Regions from separate parts of the Homo sapiens genome. Here region 2 is linked to region 1. A link is an interaction called in ENCODE POLR2A ChIA-PET data of the cell type or tissue named here. Cell type or tissue: PC-9. All regions are shown on one strand. Links, peaks and the distances in the headings refer to the core of each region. The heading gives the core; the rest is flanking DNA. Region 1 has its middle 21 kb from the start of PPP2R5E. Region 2 overlaps PPP2R5E (protein phosphatase 2 regulatory subunit B'epsilon).

What was found. ChIA-PET counts read pairs that join two places held together with the same protein. Peaks named below come from ENCODE experiments on the same cell type or tissue, not always from the same donor. Only the 100,000 strongest peaks of a DNase experiment are listed, where the experiment ranks them.
Region 2: POLR2A ChIA-PET joins it to region 1 with 9 read pairs; 2 of 35 experiments call an interaction of 5 or more read pairs at or near these places.

What each region holds. Positions count from the first base shown.
Region 1 is chr14:63,561,778-63,566,176 of GRCh38, forward strand. No RefSeq gene overlaps it. Among named protein-coding and RNA genes, the nearest start is that of PPP2R5E, 21 kb to the left of the region's middle. RefSeq lists an enhancer at 1,975-2,797. In PC-9, for the core only: no CTCF peak of the experiment used is centred there; DNase peaks (open chromatin) are centred at 804, 2,064, 2,744 and 3,834; H3K27ac peaks cover 1,050 bases.
Region 2 is chr14:63,430,789-63,435,187 of GRCh38, forward strand. All of the region lies in intron 3 of PPP2R5E (protein phosphatase 2 regulatory subunit B'epsilon), which reads right to left. Among named protein-coding and RNA genes, the nearest start is that of PPP2R5E, 110 kb to the right of the region's middle. In PC-9, for the core only: no CTCF peak of the experiment used is centred there; no DNase peak of the experiment used is centred there.

The DNA of each region.
Region 1 (4,399 bases), core at 169-4,168:
ATTAGTGGAGAAAAGTAGGCTAAATATTAATAATGCAGTATCAAAAACATAACTTACTTGTTTTTTGGTTTTGGTTTTTGTGTTTTGGAGATGGGCACGATCTTATCTCACTGCAGCCTCGACTTTCTGGGCTCAAGTTATCTTCCCACCTTAGCCTCCCAAGTAGCTGGGATTACAGTCATAAGCCACTGCACAAATATCAACTCATTTGTTAAGATTGTTTTGCCTTTCAGAGAAAAATGAGCACGTAAGACAATATAAGTCATATTCCTTTACTAGGAAGGCTTAGTTGAATTAATCAATCCTCATTCTTTCAAGTAAAAGTACAGTCAGCAATGAGTATATGTTCAAGCTCGTATACAATCCCTAATCATTCAAGATGCTCTAAAACTTAGTTTGATCTTAAATTTCTTTCTTTCTTTTTTTTTTTTTTTTTTTTTGAGACAGAGTTTCATTCTTGTTACCCAGGCTGGAGTGCAATGACATAATCTCAGCTCACCACAACCTCCGCCTCCTGGGTTCAAGCAATTCTCCTGCCTCAGCCTCCCAAGTAGCTGGGATTACAGGCATGCACCACCACCACACCTGGCTAATTTTGTATTTTTAGTAGAGACGGGATTTCTCCATGTTGGTCAGGCTGGTCTCGAACTCCTGACCTCAGGTGATCCGCCCACCTCAGCCTCCCAAAGTGCTGAGATTACAGGCATGAGCCACCACACCCAGCCTGATCTTAAATTTCAAAATACATATTTCCTAATCTGTTGACCACAAAGTTGTGTGGTTTTAATACTGACACTTTACATGATAAAGAAGTGAATGGGCAGAGAAATGCACAAAACCCAGGCAGCACCAATACGCAGGAGACATAATGTATGAGTCATCTCAAAGCTAGATGATTGAGAGTTGGTTTATGGATCAGAGAGATTGATTTACCAGTGGTTCAGTAATTGAATAGTAAATTGATTCAATGTGACATTGCTGATTGCAGTGGCAGAAGATTACATACAATTTGCCAAATGAACAACAAAAATCATCTGACACATTTTTCAGTTTCTCTTTTTTATTTTTCTGTATTAATTACTATAACTAATTTTAAAGAAATCGAGCCCTTTATTTAGCAGAGGTGGAAGGGAATGAGAGGTCAGTATTAACTAGGCACCTATCCTGTGCAGTCATGCTAGGCTCTTACTGAGTTCTTCCAATAACCCCAGGAAGTAGGTGTAATATTATTTACAAATGAAAAAACTCAGATTTAGAAGGGTAAAGTTAACTTTCTAAGACATACGAGAGGAGTTGAAATTAGATGTGAATCTAGAATCGCTCCCCTTTCTTTTACTATCCCACAACCAGATCAATTTCCCTACTGATGCAAATTTAGACAGCATGTTGGGTTTCAATTAATAAATGGAATGTATTCTAAAACTTGAAAAGCTTGTCAAATAGTAAACCTGAGATGCAGGGCTTTCCAGTGCACAATGTACAGTAAGAGTAACAATACACTAGTGATATTAGAAAGATGAAACAGGTTGCATGTTATTCTCTAGAACTGCCATGAGCCTAAAGCCATCCAAAGCATATAGAAACCACCAGGTATATCTTCCTTAGGTTCTGGAGTGACATCAGAGGGAATGACAGAGTGAAGACTTTTGAAAATATACTCTTTCATTAGAACACTGAAAACACTGACAAAAATTGTCAAAATCAATTTCTTTGGAACACTGTACAATAACAAACGTTTTGCAGCAAGTCCAGGAGCATTTATTCGAGAAAAATGGCTGAATCTTGGTAAGAACAGTGAACTTTGTGACAATTTATCTTGTCCTATTCTCATCCCCATCTTTTTAGGTCCACAGTAATCTTGAAAACCAACTACTCTGTATCATGGCGAACGAACAGCCTAGTAGCCACTGTAGAAAACCAAATGGGTTTAGAGCTCCCCAAAGCACCATTCACAGAGAATTCTCATTATTTGACCTGTCTGGCAGTTCCCTGGAAACCTCCACTCACAGGACTTGTCTTTATCTGATCTGACTCAGAACTCAGTGCAAAAAGTCTTTTCCCTCAGGGCATTGGTCAAAAACAATCAGTAACAATTATTTAACATTACAGTTGCTATGGTAATGATAACAACTAGAGCAAACCAGAAGCTGAACAAAAAACCCGAAAAGAGAATCTGGGGGCTGGGTGCGGTGGCTCACGCCTGTAATCTCAGCACTTTGGGAGGCTGAGGCAGGTGGATCACCTGAGGTCAGGAGTTCAAAGCAAGCTTGGCCAACATGGTGAAACTCCATCTCTACTAAAAATACAAAAATTAGCCAGGCATGGTGGCACATGCCTGTAATCCCAGCTACTCGGGAGGCTGAGGCAGGAGAATCACTTGAACCCAGGAGGTGGAGGTTGCAGTGAGCCGAGAGTGCACCACTGCACTCCAGCCTGGGCAAAAGAGCGAGACTCCAAAAGCTGAGGTATAAGATATCCACAGGGGGCTTTGGAAAACTCTTTAACACATTCCTTGGAATCTACAAGTCCTTGAGCATGTGCAAAGTTGTGCACTTGCCCAGAAAATGCCTGAAAGTCCCTATATTCTCATTTCTGTCAGACCCTGAGGCCCTTCACAAGCAGAAAGTAAAGGCTAAGGCAGAGTTGTGAAAATCCTGCCTGAGCATTGAAGGCAGGCCCCCCCACACAGTCTCTCAGGAAAGGCTGCGAGACTTATTGGTTCCTGGAATTTGAGGAACTCTGTGTCCAGTAATCAGCTGACTACTAAGCTAACTGAACAGATTTCAGTGCCACACCCTTGAAAAGGAATACTGACTTGGCTGGGTGCAGTGGTTCATGCCTGTAGTCTCAGGTCTTTGGGAGGCCAGGCATTTGAGACCAGGCTGGAAAACACAGTGGGACCTATCTCTACAACAATTTAAAAAGAAAAAGGAAAGAGACTCAGCTGGGAGCAGTGGCTCACGCCTGTAATCCTAGCACTTTGGGAGACCGAGGCAGGTGGATCACCTTAGGTCAGGAGTTTGAGATCAGCCTGGCCAACACGGTGAAACCCTGTCTCCACTAAAAACACAAAAATTGGCTGGGCGTGGTGGCGGGTGCCTGTAATCCCAGCTACTTGGGAGGCTGAAGCAGGAGAATCTCTTGAACCTGGGAGGCGGAGGGTTGCAGTTTGCCAAGATCACGCCATTGTACTCCAGCCTGAGCAACGAAGCCAGACTCCATCTCCAAAAAAAAAAAAAAGGAAACAGACAAAAAGGCATAAGAATGATATAATGGACTTTGGGGACTCAGGGGTAAGGGTGAGAGGGGAATGAGGGATAAAAGACTGCACACTGGGTATAGTGTACACTGCTCGGGCGATGAGTCCACCAAAATCTCAGAAATCACCACTAAAGAACTTATCCATGTTATAGTCTTGCCAATGCACCACAATGTAGCAGTCTCTCCTTGCCTGAGGTAGTACCCAGAGTCCTTTGTCTCACAACCAAGAAAGTTAAGGAGCACGGACACCAAGGATGAGGTTAGAACAAAAGTTTAATAAGGGAAAGAAGAAAGCTGTCTTCTGCGGAGAGGGGACCTGAAGAGGGTTGCCATTTTTTACAGCTGAATGCAAAGGCTTTTATAAGAAACCAGTGAGGGCTGGGCATCTCATTTGTATAAGGCGTGAATTTCTGGTAGCTTACCCCATCCTCCTAGTGCGCATGTGAGCCCTTAGCTTGAGTTACTCCATATTGCTTTGTTCCCCTTACTAAGCAAGTGTCAGAGGATGGAATTTTCCATTGCGAGTATGTCTGGGCAAGTCACCTGGGTAACCTTTCTTATCTGTGAGACTGTGGGCATGTATTAGGCAAGCCCCCTTGTGCAAGTTCCCTTACCTGTGCCTGCAGGCTGTTCTTTTGTTTGAAAGGATTCAACCGAGGACCCACCCTAACTGCCTGCCTGACTGGGTTTTTTTCTTTCTCCTCTCTCATAACCAAACACCATCTGTTCCCCAAAAACCTATAGAAATAAAAATAAATAATAATTTAAAGAAGAAAATAAAAGAAAAAAACTAGCTGGATGTGGTGGTGCATGCCTATAGTCCTAACCACTCAGGAGGCTGAGGCAGGAGGATTGTTTGAACCCAGGAATTGAAGGCTGCAATGAGCTAGGATTGATTGCATCACCGTGCTTCAGCCTGGAAGACCAAGAAAGACCTTGTCTTTAAAAAAAAAAAAAATACAAACTTTACAAAATGGGTTCAGGAAGTCACTAAACAAACAAAGAAACAGCAGCAGTAAAACTCCTGGGGAAAGAAGGGAATCCAATTTCAATTATTGCCATGTTATATTATTTTGAATCCCCAGTTTCCAACAAAAAATTACACAACATGCAAAGAACAAGAAAGTGTGTCCCAGGC
Region 2 (4,399 bases), core at 138-4,137, 130 kb before region 1:
GTTCAATCAAATAATTTGTTTCTAAAGCCAAACTATGTATCTTAATTACCACAATAAATCTACTGTAGTTTCCACTTCAGACTAGGTATAAAGTCTTTTTTTAAACCTTGTCATCTATATGAATTAACACAGCTACTTAAAAGTTATCTGAATTTAAGAAACCATTCAAATCTGTTATTATAGTATAAAGGCATGTCCTGGCCAGGCATGGTGGCTCACCCCTGTAATCCCAGCACTTTGGGAGGCCAAGGCAGGCAGATCACAAGATCAAGAAATCGAGACCATCCTGGCCAACATGGTGAAACCCCATCTGTACTAAAAATACAAAAATTAGCTGGGCATAGGGGCGCATGCCTGTAGTCCCAGCTACTCGGGAGACTGAGGCAGGAGAATTGCTTGAACCCAGGAGGCAGCGGTTGCAGTGAGCCAAGATCACGCCACTGCACTCCAGCCTGGCGACAGAGCTAGACTCTATCAAAAAAAAAAAAAAAGCATGTCCTTAACACCTAATTCTAAGGATCAGAAATTTAAATTTAAGTCAGTTTGACAATTTCCTAGAATAAGCCATCCACTGCAGGTCTAGCTTTATTGCCTAACACATTAAATATTTAACTGTATTTGCTATGTAATGTCATCAATAATTATAATTTTCAGACATTATTATTCCAAACATGTTTATTTGAGTTACATATGATTCCTTGAGTCAAAACAATCTCCTCAATATCCTTGTTTATCACAAATGTAGATCTCAGTTGCATGATAAGAACTATCTGAAATACTGTAACAAGTAGGTATGATCAAGCCACTCCAGCAAGCCTGTCCATATCTTTATCATAAAACTGCATTTGCGGACAAAGCTCTATACTTTTGTGAAGACATTCACTGAACCAATGACAGGGTGCATTGTTTACATGTGACTAAGAAACATGCACTTGTGACAGTTGTGAGGTTTGTTTTACAACATCTAGAAATCCGGAAGAGGATTTAAAAGGAGATTTCTAAAGCGAGTAATTACTTTAGAAATAATTAGTAATTATTGTTACACATTTAGAAATAATTAGTAATTATTCAAATATACTTTAGGAATAATTAGTAATTATTGTTACACATTTAATGTCATACTTAAATCTGTATTAGCAGGGCTTTCTAGGACATAACAACTATTCTATTAAATATGATTCCTGAAATGAGGCAGAAAGAACATATTAAAATGATCAGAAGTTTAACAGGCAATTGAAGAAAGGGAATATCAAAAAAAAAAAAAAGCTTAAAACTTATAATACCCAATTAGAATTTTTAAATATAGCCAATATTCAAAAGGCAGTATTAAATTAATAGAAGTCTTGGCCATGTACTATTTTCATAACACACAAGGAAGACATCATTTTTATTTATATTTCCTGCATCAAGTATTTATTTTTTACTCTACTGGGTATACACTACAGATTTACACAGACCAAAAAACAAACACTGTTTTCATTGTTATTGCTGCTTACTGCTGTTAGAAGCAGTCGGAGTATTTAGCTGATAATTGTTATGATGAATTGGTATAACTAGATTTAACATACGGTGATTGCTTCTACAAATAATTTGGTCCCCTTAGACACGGAGTCTCTAGAAGATCGGAGCACTGCCAACTGTATGAAAGAAAGGAATCTGTCCATGAGATATCAAGAATAGAGAAACAATAGAATTTGAATACAGATCAAATGTAAATATAGGCATGGTTTGGAAGACTATGTCAACACTTCGTTAGAAGGGGACAACAGGGAAAAACTGAGTGAAAGAAAGGATTTTGTCTTTTGTTTCCACTCTCCTTGACCTGTGGCATGTTCATCAGAAGACAGAGGTGCCACAAAGACAGGAAAAGAGAAGAGACTGGGGGAAGGGGAGGGAAGAAAGAAAGAAAGATTCAAGGGAAAAAGAAAGACATTTGAGCTGGCCCCCTCTATGCAGTGATCACTAATGCCAAACTAGTATAATCAAGTTAATAGAAGCAGAATTTATAATAGCTGCAAACTAGAAACAACCTAAACGTTCATCAAACAGTAAAAAGGATAAGCAGTCATAACCAAACCCCCCAAACATATATAAGCTGTTTAATTCCTTTCATATAAAGTTCTAAATTAGACCAAACTAAGTCAAACTAAGTTTTCATTAAGTATTAATGTCAGGAGAGAGGACTCAAACCTAAAAAGTCTTAACCACAGCGCCACATACAGTTTTGTTTTTTGTTTTGTTTTGTTTTTTTTTTTTTTTTTTTTTTTGAGACAGGGTCTCACTGTGTCACCCAGGCTGGAGTGCAGTGGTGCGATTACAGCTCACCACAGCCTCAACCTCCTGGACACAAGTGATCCTCCCACCTCAGCCCCGCAAGTAGCTGGGACTACAGGCATGTGCCACCACACCCTGCTAATTTTTATATTTTTAGTAGAGATGGGATTTCACCATGTTGCTCAGGCTGATCTCAAACTCCTGAGCACAGGCAATCCACCTGCCTCGGCCTCCCATAGCATTGGGACTACAGGAGTGAGCCACTGTCTACAGTCATATTTAAAATAGGGGCTCTGTGGGTACAACATGGCACCAGTTGACTAGTGGGCTTGCCTATAGTGAGACTGGCTGGGCTAATTCCTTACCACCTGTTCATGCCCCTCCCTCCAGAACTCCCTTTTAAGTTTTGTCTTTAGGTCTTTTCTCTTGGGCTTGCCTGATTCTGCAGAGAAGAATCATCTAATCTCCTGGCTAGAGTGCATAAGGTATCTGGGAACTGAGTGGGTTTAGTCTCAATTCAACATAGTGTCCTACTTTCAGAAAGGTGCGCGCTGCTCTCAGCTGTGCGTAATGTCCCCAAGTCCAGATTCCCTCTAGTTTAGCCTCTCCAGAGAGTAAAGCTTCAGTGTTCTGCTGGGATTTGAGAGAGCAGTTACATAGCTACCTGGTTTTGGGAGAATGGGAGAAAAGGAATTCTGGCTACTTCTTATACAGACTTTCCAGCGAATCTCCTGTTTCGCCCCCATGCACCCTTCCTTTGAGAGGTTATCTTTCTGAAGTTCCTCGGAGTTGTGCATGTGACTTGCCCTGTCTTGACTTTCCTTGCTGCTGCTTTGGGTTCAGCTTTCTCTGATGGACCAAGGTAGTAACCACTGTTCATTTGCTTTCTAGCTTCCAAAATGTTAATTTTGAGATCTCTCTATTTTGCTTTGTTCTTGTGGGTTTTATTTCCTTTCAGTAATAACTTTTTCATTTCAGTAATTGTGGGGAGATTTTAGGGAATAAAAGTAAACATATGCATGGGTTCAATATACCCTATTTACTCAAAAGTTAGTGATTATTTCCTATTAAGTTATTTCTTCCATTCTCCAGTAACTTCTGCTAATTCAAGTAATTTAATTTGCTTATGCAAAAAAAATCAGTCTCTTTTTAGTGGGGAAGAGTCCAGTATAACAGCAAAAAAACAAACAAACAAACAAAAAATGGCAGATACTCTAATCTTAGCCAAAATAAACTGAGAGATCTTCACAAGAGTTTCTTTCTCAGAATTAGCACCAACTACATTAGTGGGTCTTAGTATAAAATAAAATAGAAAAATAAAGCATGTTCAGGATCTGGGAATACTGAATGCAAAATTCAAATGAACGCCTCCAAGTCATGATTTCATCCAGTGAAGAAGTACACAACCTCCCCAAAAAGAAAAATAAAGGTCAGCACTAGAGGTAGAACAAGTCCCAGCCCTTAGTATGCTGCTCTCCTCTCAATACTCAGTCCCCTATCACCTTTTCCACTACGACCTCTGTGTCCAGGGCACATGGATATCCTTAATTTCTTTACTTCCAGTTACATATAGAGCAGTTTTGACATCTCACTATCATCTCAAATTCAGGCTGGTCAAAACCAATTTCACTCTCATTGGACTCCATTTATCTCTCAAAGAGAATTCTCCTCCCACCTCCCCATTCTTTCAAGAAGTTCACTATTTTTTTAACCCTTTGGAGTTTTTGTTAACTCTTCTCCTTTATCTGCTATATACAATTTGTCAACAAGTCATTTTATTTATTACTTCAAAATGTCTCTTTGGTGCTCATGATGGTATTACTTTTAATAGTGGAAATTTGGAAACTGTTTAAATATCCCAAATTGGAAAATCAGTTAAGTAAACAATGGTACATCCACATAATGGAGTGTTAGGAACCATCAGAATTATGCTTTTAAAAGATTATTTAATTACAGGAGAGTATGTTTACATCATAATGATAATGTATATATAGTAAGATTAGAAAAAAAGGTTTAACAAGGAAAAACAGGAAAGAGCAAAAGGGGAATTTTCTGGGGAGATGACAATGTTCCAGATCTCATTTGGGGTGATGACTATACAAGTATATATAATTGCTAAATTCAT